2 separate regions of the Mus musculus genome follow, and region 1 is linked to region 2. The links are chromatin loops, found by intact Hi-C in ENCODE. Cell type or tissue: left cerebral cortex. All regions are shown on one strand.

Region 1 (8,000 bases), 460 kb after region 2:
AGGAGTCTTGCCCCTGTCCTGTCCAGGTCCTCCGTGGACAAGACTCGTGCTCAGCCAAGGCTTTCTTCCTGTGTTGCTGGCTGTGCAAGTTCCCAGCTCTGTGCAAGGAAGAGTTCTTTCCTTCTGTCACAGTCCAAGCAGTCTTTGAGGAGCCCTGCATGTCCTGGGTGCTTTGGAGTCCCCGATCCCTCTTCCCTACCAGGTTCTGTGGCTTTGGTTTCGATAGTGAGAGCTTCCTGTCCACTCTGGGGCTCCTGGTAAGCTCCAGGCCAGCCTGGATTTGTTGGCGCAGGTCTTGTAGGGTCTCCATAGCACCATGGATAGTTGCTGACTGATCCTGGAAAGCCAGGCTGGGTGTATGCTTGGAAACCTGCTGGTCACTGTGGGCAGACATGGGTTTACACAACCAGGTGTGGGCAGGTGAGGCCTTGACAGCTGCTGCTTTCCTGTCAGAGCCTGCAAAGACAGGCGACAAAGTAGTGTTAGGGTCTGAGGGCTGGAGGAAAGAACAGACCTGTTCCTCCATTCAGGAGACAACATGGGGTGACTAGGGAGGCCCTGGCCTCATCCCCACAAATTTCCTCTCAGCCTCAGCCCTCATGATCAGCACACAAAGGAGAATAGGGGCTGCTTTTAAGTGAGCCACCTGTTTTATGTGTGTTAACAGGGTGCACATGGAGGGGTGATGGGTGTCCACCTCATGAGTGGTCTCTCCCATCTGCTCTCTTCACAAAAGATCAAGTAGTACATCTGTTCCCAAAGCTGAGAAGAGCCTCTCTCTTCCGGTTTGTAAAGATAATTATACCCAAATTTCCATCTCTGAGGGAAAGCTTAAGAGAGGCTACCCAGCTTCCACCCTCCCAGGTAGCAAAGAAATGTTCTCTGTGCCCACCCACTAATGCCACAGCAAAACAGACCAGGCCAAGGCTGAGGCCTGAGGTACCTAATTCCATGTCAGGGACCTTGCTCTGGAGCCGGGAGAGGGCAGCAGGGGGCCCAAGCAACCGCCTCACGAGGGCTTGTCCTTTTCGCCAGGCGTACACACCAGCCAACTCAGAATCTTAAATAGAAAACACACAGTAGGACCCATGGCTCTCAGACCACTGGCAAGGGGCCATACCAATTCCAGAGACAGCTTAGCATGCCCCGCAAGGGTCCACAGAGAAACCCCTCATATCCAAACCCCTGTGGGAACAAAGCCAATCGTTTAGTCACTAGCCAGCATGGTGCATCTCTGTAATAGTGAAGTCCTAGGAGCCTGCTCAATGGAGGTTATATAAAACCTTGCCCCTAACAGGTCTACCTATGGGCTGTTCAACACTAGCCCAGGCACACAACCTACACTTGACCAGGAACAATGACAAGGCCACAGCCCCAGATGACACCTGCAGCTGGTCACTCAGCCATGGGCTCACACCAGAGCCACAACAGCCAGCAATGTCATGACCTTAGCAAAGAGATTAAGGTTCCCTGAAACTTGTTAGAGTCACATCAGTGGAATCAGGATCAGAGACAAGTTTAGCTGGCCTAATGGTACAAAAATAAATGACCAACACAACCAAGCTTCCCTTAACACTATCACATGGGGACATGTGACTTAACATGTCACATGTCCCGATGATTGTTTCAGGTTTTACTTCATAATCTCAAATTGCATCTAATGCTAACACTGACTGGCCACCTTGACAACCCCAGTTACAAAGCCCCACAAAGACAGGAGGCAGGCCTTCCACCCACTCTCACATACTCATTCCCACATGTTCACAAGGCTCGTTCTTACACACTCACAAGTCACGATGCTCAGTTCCACACAGACTCACATACACTCACAGGCTCACACAGGTTCCATCCTCTATAGAAGCCTGTGTAAAAGAACTGTGAACTGACCAGGTGTGATGGCACACACCTTTAATCCCAGCACTCTGGAGGCAGAGGCAAATGGATCTCTGAGACTTTGGGGCCAGCTTGATCTACAAAGCGAGTCCAGGACAGCCAGGACTCTGTTACGCAGAAACCCTGTCTCGAAACACAAACCAAACCAAAGAAACAAATAAGCTGTGAACTTACTGCAAACCAGATGTGGCAGAGCACAGAATGTTCATCCTGCAGAGAAAATGTGGACATTCCAGGGCATCCCATCCATCATGCCTTTGCTTCTGAATATAGTCATGTATACTTTATGCAATTCCTTCTAGAAGGCCACCATGTAGGACAAACACTCTGCCCTATCCACAGTGCACAGTAAGTTCACAGCATTCTTACACAGGCTACCACAATGCTCACACAGATTCACACATCCATGTATTTAAACACAAGCACACATTCACATGGGCTCATATGTATCCACATACTCAAAGCTCCCACACAGGCTCACGTACATTCACATAAGCTCATTTACATTAGCACACAGGCTTGCATATTCGCATGCTCACAGATGTGCCCCCTCATATAAGAGCCCACACTCAAATACACACAGGCAACCATATACAAATGCTTGGTACACTCACACGGGAGCAAACGCACGTTCATGCATAGGCTCTCACACAAACATGGTCACAGGCACAGACATACCACTGTTTCCAGTCCGCTCTGCAAAACTGAGATTACACCGTATGGTTCAAGTCACTCTACCCACACCCCTGCTTCAGGTGACACCAGGGATCATCCATGTAGACCAAGCCAGGACTTGCCCTGTGCCCTATGGGCAACACATCACAGGTAAGACTATCCAGAGCACAGACCCCTTTGGGCAGCCTACCTGAGTCAAGCCCTTCTCCTCCCTCCTCCCTCCTCCCTCCTCTAACCTGACAGTTGTTAGTTAAATAGCAATCTGCCATGGTTTAGAAATTTTAGCCATTGGGGACTGGAGAGATGGCTCAATGGTTAAGAGGCACTGGCTGCTCTTCCACAGTCCCAGCTTTGATCCCAGTACCCATGGCAGCTTACAATGCCTGTAATTGCAGTCCCCAAGAATTTGACAGTCTCTTCTGGTCTACTCAGGTACCAGGCATGCAAGAGGCTCATGGACATATATGTAGGCAGACTACCCATACACATAAAACTTAAAAATAAATATTTTTTTAATTTTAAAACATTTTGAAAAATAGTTAAGTCATGATAGTTGAAAAATATTCACCTATCCAGGTCAAAGGAAAACAAAGGCCTATGTTGCATAATCTGGAGAAACTCTGCTGGGGCGAGCTGCTCCAAGTCACCCAGTGTTCCAGGCCTTAAACTCCCTTTCCTGGGAAGAAGACGGGCATCATCCAGCCAGTCCCTCTATGGGGACAGGCTATGCTTTCTCTAGGCCTCAGCTGCTTCCTCTATTTTGTTTGTTTGGTTGGTTGGTTGATTTGTTTTCTGGGTTTTGTTTGTTTGTTTGTTTGTTTTTTAAGACAGGATTTCTGTATAGTCCTAGCTGTCCTGGAATTCACTCTGTAGACCAGTCTGGCCTCAAACTCACAGAGATCTGCCTTCCTCTGCCTCCCAAGTGCTAGGATCAAAGGTGTGGACCACCACTGCCCAGCTTGACCCTCAACTTCTTAAAACTGTAGGTTTTGATCCCATATGGGGCTGTGTAACAGAATGTGGGGCAGAAAAAAAAAAGGCAAAAGTAAAAAAAGTTTCTAAACACATAGCAAGCCAGAATCCATATAAACTCAAATGCTTTGTGAAGATGTCTATCAGTGCTCACCCATGTTACATCACAAGGATTCACATCTGCCTTAGTTCTGAACACACAACACTCACCATCATACCACACAACTCCAACACACACACCTCAAACATCTCAGCTAGACTCCAGGTCAGTGCACGTCGTGAACTGCCATGATTTCACTATCCATAAAAGTTTCCTGCTTTTATAGAGACATGCTGGTTTTGTTATATATATTTTTAAAAATCTGTTTTCCTGTGATCATGTCTGAGTATGTAAGTCTCAAATCAGTCCTCTTGACTCTACTGTGCTTGAGTGTTTGGTTTCTAAAACTGCTCTTTGAGTTACTGACTTAAATTTCACTTTAAAGAATTCTTAAGGGGCTGGAGAGATGCTCAGTGTGAAGAGCACTGGCTGCTCTCCCAGAGGACCCAGGTTCCGTTTTCAGCACCATGCCTGGTGACTCGCATGTGACCTGTAACTCCCATCAAGGAGTTACCTGCCCTTTTCCAGCTTCAGAGGCACCAGGCATATTTATGGTGCATATGCATACATGCAGGTAAAACACTCACATGTAAAATAAACTAAAAACAAAAAAAAACAAAACTGTTAAGTGGACACTGGCTAGGGATTAGGACAGAATTCCCAACAATTTCTGAAATAGCCCTAAACACACTCCTGACACATCAATTAACTCTGAAAACACTTGAGGATGCTTGTGCACCCGACAGTATCAAATATTCAGGGAAGATTTAATCCTTTATGCAAAATATGTAAATAAATTTGCACCATTAGTATGCAAATTTTTGCTTTTGTTTTAGGAGATGGTTGCATCGCTGAATGGAGACACTTTAAGACATTCCCCAGAAGAACAGGACCCTGGGCCAAGAAAGGTCAACCCTGAAGTCTCAGTTCCAGACCCAAGGCTAAGCCCAGCTGCTGTTCATGAGATACAGCTGTAGGACCAGTGCTTAGACTATTCCATCTATAAGAGAGGGTAACGTGCCAGAGACTGCTGCTTTCACAGCTCTGCAGGTGGAAACCCAAGCTGAACTCTGGAGTCTGGGGTGGGGTTTGGCTGTGCAGAGCACATCCAGGCTCAGTAGGGATGGGAAGGAGCTTCGTAAGCACTTGAGCCCTGCCCTTCGGTGATGCACTGAGCTGATCACGCTCTCTCTGCGCACCAGGCACTGGGCCAGCGCCAGGCACTGGGCCAGAGGCACCATGTAGGGAGAATGGCCCCACTGGCCTCCCTCACAGCCACCCAGGCTCCCCATTAGCCCACCAGAGGAGTCCTGGTCGATAAATGGGTCCTGATGGGCACATTTTTTTCTTCTGCTGAACAGTTTAATGGCAATTAATTTTTTTATGGGAGGATTTTTAATCTGTGGAAATGGATGGAGTCCCCAAGTGCCCTGTCAAAGCTCCAGGCCGACCTAATCTATGATAAAAAATGCAAAGTGAGGTGATATAATCTGAAATTAAATATCGGGCTTCATTTTCCTTTGGCCCGGATGGATGAATATTTTATAACTATTGTGATTTAATTTTTTGTTAACTACAGCAAATTTCTAATTCATCCAATTCCCAAGTCCTGTAGCTCTGACCCCTGAACCCAAACTCATCTCTCCTTAGCCCAGCTGTGGCTTCGTCACTGACAGAAACTAATGGTCACTACCATCAGGGTGACACGGTGACTACAATGATGAATGCTGCTGGTGGCGCGCCCTCTGACCCTGTGTCAGGCAGACGGCAGGTCATTTTTCAAGCAAGCCATTAAAACAAAACAACGGAAAGCTGCGAATGAGGGAGATGATGATGTGGAAGATGGCTGTATTGTATGCCTGTTCAGGGCACCTTCCAGAATCTTCCTGTAGTTTTGCTGTCTCTCAGTCTTGGATTCTAGAGGTGTTTGTCCTTCCTGACCTGTGCCACCTCTGGCCAGCTGGAAGACTCATGTGCACCCTCTGCTGAGCATAGTATGTGCTAGGCAAAGACTCATTACTCTAGAAGACAGAGACTGCTTGGGAGCAGGGGAGGCAGGACACTGAACAGAAATGGAGGTGAGGGGGCTGGTGAGATGGCTCAGTGGTTAAGAGCACCGACTGCTCTTCCAAAGGTCCAGAGTTCAAATCCCAGCAACCACATGGTGGCTCACAACCATCCGTAACGAACGCCCTCTTCTGGAGTGTCTGAAGACAGCTACAGTGTACTTACATATAATAAATAAATGAATCTTTAAAAAAAAAAAAAAAAAAAAAAAAAAAAAGAAATGGAGGTGAGGTTGTGCACAGAGCACATGCTACCCATGCTGATGGGCCCAGAATAGTGGCCTCATGAAGTGGGGAAACTGAGGCAGAGACATTCCAAAAGGCACCTTAAAAGTTCTCCCAGACCCTGTGTGGACTTTAGGCTCAGTCCTGCCAAACTGACCACAACCCATCTCCCTACCTGGGAAGTCTTAGTGGTATTGCTGAGGCCAGGCGGGAGCAGGAGCCTCAACAAGGGCTCAGGTACAGTCTCAGAATGTGTCTGGTGCACTAATAAGGAGCACAGGTCCAGAGCTTACCACCCATAGGGTCTCTAACTAGATCCCCTGAAAACTTGCCATAAAACAGACAGCCACATAGGCCAGGGTGGAGCACTTGCAGGCAGCTCATGGTGCCACAGAGATACAGGTATCACCAAGCATGCTTCCACCTGTAGTCCTTGATCCCAAATCAGGAAGGCATACCCTTTTCCAGGTTACCTGGGAGGGCATCAAAGCAGCAACACACCTCAGATAAGAAGAAAGGTAGGGGTACCACTTTACTCAGTCTTCCTAGCATGTCGCTGTTCTGATGAGCAATAGACTGAGAACATGAGCAGTGTGGCCAGATGGCTTTATGCCATTCCAGTCTGCAGGGGCATAAGGACAGCTCACATCACTTGGGGAGTTACAGACTTCCATTCCATGGCAAGGAACCTTCAGATCCCAGGATCCCAAGCTCCTTGTATATAGCAAAGTAGGTGGCCTCTGGTAGCCAATGTCCCCAGCATAGAATCAAGAGCAATGTGTCACCCTCACCAGCTAGACTCACAGACTCTGGGGTCTGAAGTAGCAAAGCCTCACCTCTGCCTTTGGCAGTTCTGCGAAGGATAGAAGACTTTGAGATCTCTCTTTTGCAAGAAGCATTTTTGACCTTTTTGAAGTTTGTCCTTGGAACTGAAAGAAGAAATGGAGAGAGAGGAAGGGAGGAAACCTTAATCAGACAACATTTTGCAAGTGGGCAATATATTCACCTTGACACTAGGGCCTGGGTTTACATTTTCTGAGCAAATAAATGACTGAATGAGCCAAACCCCAAGGGAATGCAAGTATAACATCATTGCCCCGGACATAGTTCCCACTAGGGAAGGAAGATGGAGACTGGAGCTAAAGGGTCCAGTCTTTGACTGACAAGCATGATGACATCACTCTGATGGGAGAGCCCCTTCAATATCCCACAGCAAGTTCAGTGGCCAACTGGGGTCGAATTGTCTGTTTGGGAGGCTGAAACAGGAAGAGCTGTATAGTAAGGTCCTCTCTAAAACAGAAAGAGGAAGAGAAGAAGAAGAAGAAGAAGAAGAAGAAGAAGAAGAAGAAGAAGAAGAAGAAGAAGAAGAAGGAGGAGGAGGAGGAGGAGGAGGAGGAGGAGGAGGAGGAGAGGAAGAGGAAGAGGAAGAGGAAGAGGAAGAGGAAGAGGAAGAGGAAGAGGAAGAAGAAGAAGAAGAAGAAGAAGAAGAAGAAGAAAAAGAGAAGTGGTGGAGAATATGGGAGGACATATTCTGTGGGACTCCAGTCATGTGACAGTCCCAGCATCATCAGATCCACAGAGACAGGAAGTCAGATAGTGGGTACTAGGCTTTCTTGCTTATCCTATCCTGCTTCCAGAGGAAGAAACAGAGAAGAAAGTGTGCCAGCCAAGAGCTGGGGACCAACGGGCCTGGGAGGGCTGTGGCTTCTGCATTCTGAACTTGACCTGTGGCCCAGTGGCCACACTTGTGGTAGAGAAAGGACGATGGGTTATCAGACAAGCTGAAAGGACAGGATCTCATGGAAGGCAGAAGAGAAGATAGGACTAAACTCAAGAAGGTTCTGTCTAGCCTGTCCATCAGCCAGCTTGGGACCCTGCCTACATCTGCCGCTGGCTCACAATCACAAGGTAGGGCATGCCCCTGTTGTCTGCTGTCCAATAGGTGTCAACTAGAGCACTGAACAGCCTTCACACCTTGCTAGGGACCTGCCTCTTACCACTTCCTCTTTCCATAAGAAACCCTCGTATTCCCAAATTGTCCAGGGTCTCCATGATCTGAGGAAATCCCA
Region 2 (8,000 bases):
ATCTATATGGGCTGGACTCACAAAATATCATCGACATGACAAAAAAAGGTAAGGTTCTCTTCTCTGACTCAGAAAGGCCCAGAGAAGGCAGCTCACAGCCTGGTGTGCCTTGCACGGATGCCCTGAGGACTGGGACAGGGGTTGAGCAAGCCATCTGACATCCCCTTGTCTCCCCAGATTTTTGCTTTTTATAGACCATAGAGGAACCAGCCAGGCCTTCTGGTATGTGAATTTTGGTTTGGGTACAAGACAAGCAGCCTGGGGTGTTGGGAACCGGGCAGGGTAACCAACAGCCAGTGGTGTCAGAAGCTGGGGGAGGTCCATCTCAGAGTGACCATGAGCTTCATATCTCAAAGCTTATACTCTGCTCATCACTGGGTTGTCCTGCTGAAGCAAAGGAACACCCAGCTCTTTGTAGAAGACTGTGTGATATATTCCCAGAGTCAGGATTGTAGTGGGGCCTTTTATAGTGTGTCTGAGAAGAGTGGGAAACTACCCTGGATGCTATGTGCAGTAAAGGATGCATCTTGAGGTTTACTGTCTTACAGCTTTGCACCCCAGAGAGTTGAGATCCAGGCACTGCGGAGACAGCATTAGGCATCCTCTTTCTTTCTGATGCTGGCCAGCATTGGGCATCCTCTTTCTTTCTGATGCTGGCCTGTGGTCATATCTCCGTACTCTAGGCCTCTGTCTTCACATGGCCTTCTGTGTCTGCATTTCCTCCTCTGCCAATGAGATTTAAGCCACCAAGACATTCAAACTGATCTTAACTCATGTATGAAGACTTTTGCCAAATAAAGTTCCTCCTTTGGTTCAAGAATGAAGACAAGCATGTGTTTAGGGACATAGCACTTGGCACTTCAAGATCTTTTCTTAGAAACAGGACTCCATGGTAGTAAAGATCACCCTCGGAGCATCCAAGAGACTGAACCCAGAGTCACCTCTTAAAGGACCCTGCACAAGGGCCCATGAGGTTCTATGGAGACAGGGTCTGTAAGACCTGGAAGTCTTCAGATGAGGGGTTGAGACCCTGTATGACCACCTCTGGGACTAGATTCCCTGAGGGACTAGTGATAGAAACCCAGCTGGGATAAGGGTCTGTCCCATGTGTTGGTGATCATGCAGGATAGAAGTTATAGTGTTTCGTGGGCTGGAAGTGACCCTCCTGGACTGCAGCAGAGAGATGTGAACACTGTACCCACACAAGCAGTCTATAAAGATGTTCACGTTAGCTTCCTTCATGACCACAGTCTGCAGCAGGTGATACATTTCAGCAAGCCAGAGCCTTGGGCCTTGGGTCAGCATATAAAGGCAGGATTGAAAAATTGTAGGAAAGAGGCCGGATTAGAGGAATGGCATCAGGAAGTGAGTGTGAGGGGCAGCACGATGATCCCAGCTGTGCTGTCTCTGAAGGACAGAGGCAGAGCATATACAGCCTCCAAAACGACAAAATGCTCAGGACCAAACACACATTCTAACAAGCAAACACACTCACGTACACAGGCATATATGAACATGCACATGCTCATGTGCTCAAACATACATGTGTTCATTCATATGCATATGTGTGCAATGCATGCTTATCTACAGGATCACTCACATATATACACATATACATGCTCATGCACTCACACACATACACTCACACAGACACATGCCCACTCACCCATGTACACACAAAGGAGCCTAGTGGCTTATTTCAAGATATTTCTTAGGAGGCAGTTTCTCCCTTAGCAGTGCTTAGCACTCCAGCTGTGGGACAGCAGGGCCAGGTAGGTCTGAGTCGCCTTCCAAGGACTGGCCAGCTGGCAGAATGGTCACTCCCAGGCAGCCTGGTCTGTGGATCACTTGGTGCAGCCTGCTGAACCACAGCATGGACAGATGTGCAGGAACCCACCCCCGTGTAGTTTTCTTGTAGCTGCAGCTGTAAGGGTCTATGATTCGCCAAGAATGATATGCTGGACTCAAGTAGTAAGCAAAAGCAAAGACCATTCTATTCTACAGAAGTCCAGCATGCTGGGGTCTACCATTACCAAGATGGAGACACACCAGTGAGTTTTCAGGCCTGATTTAAAGAATAATAGGGGAATTCCAGGAAGGAGGGTGTCTATCTTAAGCATTGCCTCTATCTCTAGGGACATTCCAGAACCATTGCTGGGGGCTGGAAACTATTGATGGGGAAGTTTGGAAACTGCTACTGACCCATTGTCCTAGCCTCAGGCTAGGTGAGGGGGCAGTTTCAGAGGCCTGTTCTTGCCCAGTTCTTGGAAACAAAGATTTAGGCCTAGTCTCATGAACTGTCAATTTGAAGCCTGTCATGGAGTCAGCCTAGCCTGTCTCACAGCAAAGTCAGCCTGAGGAAGAGAGGGTTTATCTGGGGTCACACGGGCAAGATTCCTTGTGCCTGAGGCAGCTGTCACTCCGGAGGTGGAGAGAAGTGGACAGTGGTGCTCACTTCCTCACTTTTTTTATTCCATCTGGGATGCTGCCACGGAGATGTACGGTGGGCCTCCTGTCTCAGTGAGCTCAATCTAGAGACTCCCTCACAAGCATTCTCACGGGCTGTATCCAAGAAGATTAGAGATCCTGTCCAATTGACAGTATTGATCGTGACACTTGGGAATCAGAATAATGGCTGTCCTGAAGAATGGCAGGAAGTGGCTGACCAGCACATGCAGGCCTCTGTCCTCTCTTAGAGGGCTGCATGAAGGAGATGGGGCCATAGCCAAGCTCCCCAAGTTCCCATGCTGTCTTCTGCACAGTCTAGGACTGGTCCTGCCTTGTGGGCTTTCCCCACCCCACCCCACTCCACTCCTCCACCCCCTGAAGACAAGGAAACAGGACAAGACTAGATATCTGCTGCCCCACACCACTGGACTCCTAAGAATGTCACTGAGGTAGAAGGCCCTTGAATTTTAGTTGTGTTTGGTTCCCATCCTCCGAGGAGTTGTGTTACCAACAAGTCCAAAGTGGTTACTGCTTCCTGCTCACTTTGTCTAATCAGCATAATATCATGGACATTGTGCACCAATGGGATATTTTCTAGAAGAGACGCATGATCAAGATCCCTCTAAGTTATGACATAGGGCTGGAGAGTTAATAAATCCTTGAGATAAAACTGTAAAGGTATACTGTTGGTCTTGCCAGCTCAGAGTGAATTGCTTCTGGTGGGTCTTATGGACAGGCACTGAGCAAAGGGCATTTTGCTCAATCAATTGTTGTGCACCACATACCAGGCTATAGGGCACATGGGCTGTGCTATCAGACGGGCATAAGAACTGGAGGTGGGGTGTGGTCAAACCCTGGGAAATCTCAGAGATCTTAGATGGCAGGTGTGGAGCTGCCCTCTCTGCCTGCTCTGGAACATATATCAACCACTCCAAACTGAGGGGACCAGGGGAGTCAGGCATACGATGCAGCACCTGGAACTCCTCTCCCTGCTAATGAAGCATCCCAGCAGCCTAAACGTTCAGCCAATGACCTTCCCTTCCTGGATATTCCTATACCCTTCCCCCAAATTATATAATCCCGGAGATTACCTCGAATAAACTGTATGCACAACCACCCCCAGGAAAGAAATATGAACAAGCTAAGGTCATCTCAGAGACTTGCTTCATGAAAGATCACCATGGGGAAGACCTTCGCCTAAAAGAACCCCAACACTAAACTTCTGGAAGAAAGCCTTCCAGCACTCGGCACTCGCTCCTCCCTGTTATCTCGGTTCCGCTCACCCATTCAAGTGGCACACAGCAGTGCTCTTGTGCCCCCAAAGGGAGACACAGACCTCAGACTCCATTACTGACTTCCTCTCTCCAGGCCAGTACACTGACACTGCTTGGGCACCCCAAGAGGCAGCCTTGGGACTACAGCATTCATCCCAGACCCTCCTTCTCCTCTGGGTTGGTGTGTAGCTGCATTCTCACAAAATTTCACAAAAGGGAAACGTGGGCTGCAGACTCCCTGTCCCAGACTCTGCCTGGCTTGTGTGTTGGCAGAGTCTAGACACCACCAGAGGGCAAAGATAGGCAGATCCTGGGACCCACAACAAACATGAGAACCACAGCAGGATGTGTGATAATTCTCTGAAGTACAGACACCATATCCGGTAAAGCAGCTGCAATAAGAGACAATACTTAGTGGGATTTTTGACAGTCAGCTGTCATTCTCCACGATCCATCTGTCTTCTGCACTGGCCAGATAGGAGAGTTAAGGAAGATGTAGTGGGAACTATCATTCCTGCATCTTTCAGCTCTTTGACGGTGGCATTAATTTCTGCAATTCTCCCAGGGATGCAATACTGTTTTTGATTCACTCTTTTCCTTAGTAAAGGCAACTCTAAAGATTTGCATCTAGCCTTTCCAACTATAACAACCCTCACTCCACAGGTCAGGGAACCAATGTGAGGATTCTGCCAACTTCTAAGTCTATCTATCCCAGTTATACGTTCTGGGGCTGGGGAAATAACCACAGGATGAACTCAGGGACCCACTGGACCTACTGTGAGTCAGACTTCAGTGAGAACTCCATTAATCACCAGGCCTCCATAAGCCCCCACTTTAACTGGAGGCCACAATGTTTCTTGAGATCTCCCAGAACCAGTGTCAATTCACAACCAGTATCAAGTAGACTCTGGAGAGTCTGATCGTTTCCTTTCTCCCCAGTATGCAGTTACCCGTGACAAAGGCCATGCATAGGTCTCTCTGGGCAAGGACTGGGGAAAGGCTAATAGTGAAATTTTTAGTTACTTTATCAAGGTCCTTCCTCAGGGGAATCTGGGCGTCCCTACACTTAAGGGATTCTGGGTCGGCAAACTGCCTCAAGTCTGGAAATTGGATCACTTTTGCCATCATCCATTGTGGCATTTCTTTTATTTGTTGGAGATTTTTTTTTCATTTATACAGATCAAACAAAACTTCAGTAGGCTTCTTATCTATTTCGTGCCTGGAAGCACCATGACTGATTACAGTACCGAAGGTCCAGATGAGTGATGCCATTGCTGAGTTCACTTTGCCTGTCCTGACCATTTCGGGTCCACCATTACTCACGGTCAGACATTGTTTTGTCTCTGCTGCCCATTATGACATCTACAATCAGCTTGCCTTTCATGATTCACTGCAGCCATCTGGCCCCTGCTACCCTGGGCCCAATTCAACCTACAGCATTTAATTCATTCAACTGAGCAGCAGCCATCTTCAGCCCTCCAGTCTGGGACAAGAAAAAGGACAACAAAGCTCTTCAAGTGCTGGTGCTCCTCTCGATACTGTGTACCTTACAGGATTCATGAAGGGCTTGTCTTCTGGGCCTTCCCATTGTGGAGGATATCGTTTACATAGTGTACCCACTCTAGCACTGCAACTTCCCTGAGCCTTAAAATCCCTTCATCAACACTCAGCCAAGGGATAGCAGGCATCTCCAACTCCTTTTCAGTGGCCATCTTTTGACAAATGCTTCAGCCAACCTTTCAAACAAACCTTTGACACCTTTTTTTTTTAACTGTGTGAGCTTCCATATTAAACCTAGACTCTCCACTCAAAGGGCCCATGTCAATAAACTCTGTCTGATCCCTTTATGTTTCTTCCACAGTAACAAGAGCTGCAAGTTGTCTCTGGTGCCTCCATTTTGGCACCTTAGATGAACTTTGTCTTGCTGAATAAAGTACCAGTAACTGTAAGGGAGCCCAAGGGAGTTACCAAGTAACTGTTTTCCCAGGAAGAAAAACCACCTAAGGCCTTGAGCTCTTTCTAACAGCCTGACCTCCCTAATTTTGCTAATCTCAGAGTCTAGCTTTTTGTAAGTTTTGCTTAGCCTGTAGCTGTACCAAGAGAACCTTGAGGGCTTTCCCAACAGGCTATGATTTCTTGCTTAAATATGACCCTGAAGAAGGCTCACTCCTGTATTTGGGTCCCAAGTACCCAGATGTAGTCACCAACTAACTGCAATAAAGACTTACACTAGTCTCATAGACTGTTTCCGGGTGGTCCTCTCTGGTGGGAGCCCCACAACATTGCTATAACAGCGACCCAGGTCTTAGCACAACTGACTCCATGATGGGAGGACCATTCAGGCTGTAAAACTGAGCATAGAGACAGAATCATCTAGTAGAACCTAAGAGACCTAATCCATCAAAGTCCACAGTTCTAGGAAACTATAAGTACTGGCTTCTACAATTCTGCTTCTGGCCAACGTTCTTGTCAACTGAAGTGTGTCAACCCAGGACAAGGCTATGTTTAAAATCTCACCCCGAGAAAGGCTCAGCGTAACACTGGGATCCCAAACACCCAGTGTAGTTGCCAGCTGGCTAATAAAGACTTTCCATTGGCTTAAATCCATATCCAGGCAGTCTTCTCTAGTGAACACCCCACAACAACCACACTTAAAATCCATTTCCACACATATTTCCCCAGACTTATTGATGTTTAAAAAAGATAAAGAGATATAAGATATGTTCTATGGGGGTGTGGTGAGGTGTAGGGGAAGGGGGTGCCTTGGCGGGCCCATGGCAAAGCATCCCTCCCCTCTAAGGGACCAGCCACACGACAGTATATTATAGAATACAGTTTATTCAGGGTATGGGGTAGGGAGTTAAGAGGGTAGTAGAGGCAGAGAAAGGCAGAGAGAGGGAAAGAGTAGAGAAGTAGAGGTAGAGGCTGGCCATGAGCACATGGAGAAAGGGGGAAGGGAATGGGGACAGAGTGGGAACAAGAGAGCAAGAGGTAAGAAGACAAGAGAGGGAGACAAGAGGGCAAGAGAGGGAGGAGGGGGCAAGCAGCCCTTTTTATAGTGGGCCAGGTCTACCTGGCTGTTGCCAGGTAACTGTGAGGAGCAGCATACCTGGCTGTTGCCAGGTAACTGTGGGGTAGAGTTTAGACAGAATGCTAACATTCCCCTGTTTTGGTTTAATTAAAAAGAAAAATTAGAAAGAGGTCACGGCAAAGCAGGAATAGGGTCATCGTAATATCTGACTACTTCTAGCTGGCTTTGGGGACGACGTGTCTCTAGGGAACTCAGAAGGATGAGTATGGCGGATGTTTGTCTTGTCTTAGGAGAGTCAGCTGTTTCCTTGCTGTCCAGAGTCTGTGGAGCCATCTGAGGATAGGTCAGAAGGAGAAGGAACAAGTCCTGTAACTGTTCCTTGGGGCATCTGAAGGTTGCTCCTCTGGAGTGGTCCTGGGTGTATTCAGCACCTGGACTTGACAAGATGTTGAAACACATTATTATAGGTAGAGAATAAGATTAAGTATGTTTGGGAGAAAGAAAAATGTTTTCTTAAGATGTACATTTGAAACCCAGAGGAATCCCATCCTTTGGAATAGGTAGCAAGTGGAAACCTTGGGCAGATGTACTTGTCTGGATGCAGGCTATTTGGTCCATGAGAGGCAGATCTGAGTAGGTTTCCTGTAGCTTGTAAGGGAGTTAACAACATGAGTTAGCAACATGAGTAGTCTTTAGGATGAACCTTTTGTGGAGCAGAAGGAACAAGAATTTGTGATTAAAAAGTTGAAAAAGTTGTATCATATAGTGGAATATTTTATTAGAGTTAGGCAAATTTATAGGAACTCAGATAATGTTAAGACAGTGGCATAGCAAGAAGAGGCAATATGAAGCATTTGATTAATGGAAACAGTTTAGGTAAGAAGATAACAGATGGCATCTTGTGAAAGCTTTTTTCTAGCTGCCAATGTAGTCAGAAGTCTAAGAAAGAATAAACAATAGTCTATCCGTTATATACCAGTTATATATTACTTTAAAAATGACAGAGTCCACTAGCCAACAGTTCTCAGAGGTCTCCTTGGTCTCCATGGCAATGTGGGCGGTCAGTCTGACTTATAAGTGCAGAAGATGCAGGGCTTTTTCTCTGTGGAATAGATATGTGTGACATGAGAAATGACTTACCTTTATTTAGCCAAGTCATTTGACTCAGGGTATCCAGTGGTGTCCACTGTGTTTCTCAATGATTATCATACCACAATCCAGGCAGTATCCTGTAGCTGTGTCCACAT

What was found. A loop is a pair of places that touch in the nucleus more often than their neighbours do. Peaks named below come from ENCODE experiments on the same cell type or tissue, not always from the same donor. Only the 100,000 strongest peaks of a DNase experiment are listed, where the experiment ranks them.
Region 1: a loop joins it to region 2, with 2.4 times the contacts of the local background. A loop is called at or near these places in 6 of 42 quality-filtered maps.

What each region holds. Positions count from the first base shown.
Region 1 is chr2:26,281,168-26,289,167 of GRCm38, forward strand. Ccdc187 (coiled-coil domain containing 187) reads right to left here. Exons shown (of 10, transcript NM_177841.3): 4 at 6,768-6,860; 5 at 1-456. Among named protein-coding and RNA genes, the nearest start is that of Ccdc187, 9.4 kb to the right of the region's middle. In left cerebral cortex, no CTCF peak of the experiment used is centred here; a DNase peak (open chromatin) is centred at 4,772.
Region 2 is chr2:25,824,723-25,832,722 of GRCm38, forward strand. It overlaps Lcn9 (lipocalin 9), which reads left to right. Exons shown (of 7, transcript NM_029959.2): 5 at 1-48; 6 at 178-222; 7 at 549-815. The coding sequence ends at 194. Among named protein-coding and RNA genes, the nearest start is that of Lcn9, 5.6 kb to the left of the region's middle. In left cerebral cortex, a CTCF peak has its summit at 3,855; no DNase peak of the experiment used is centred here.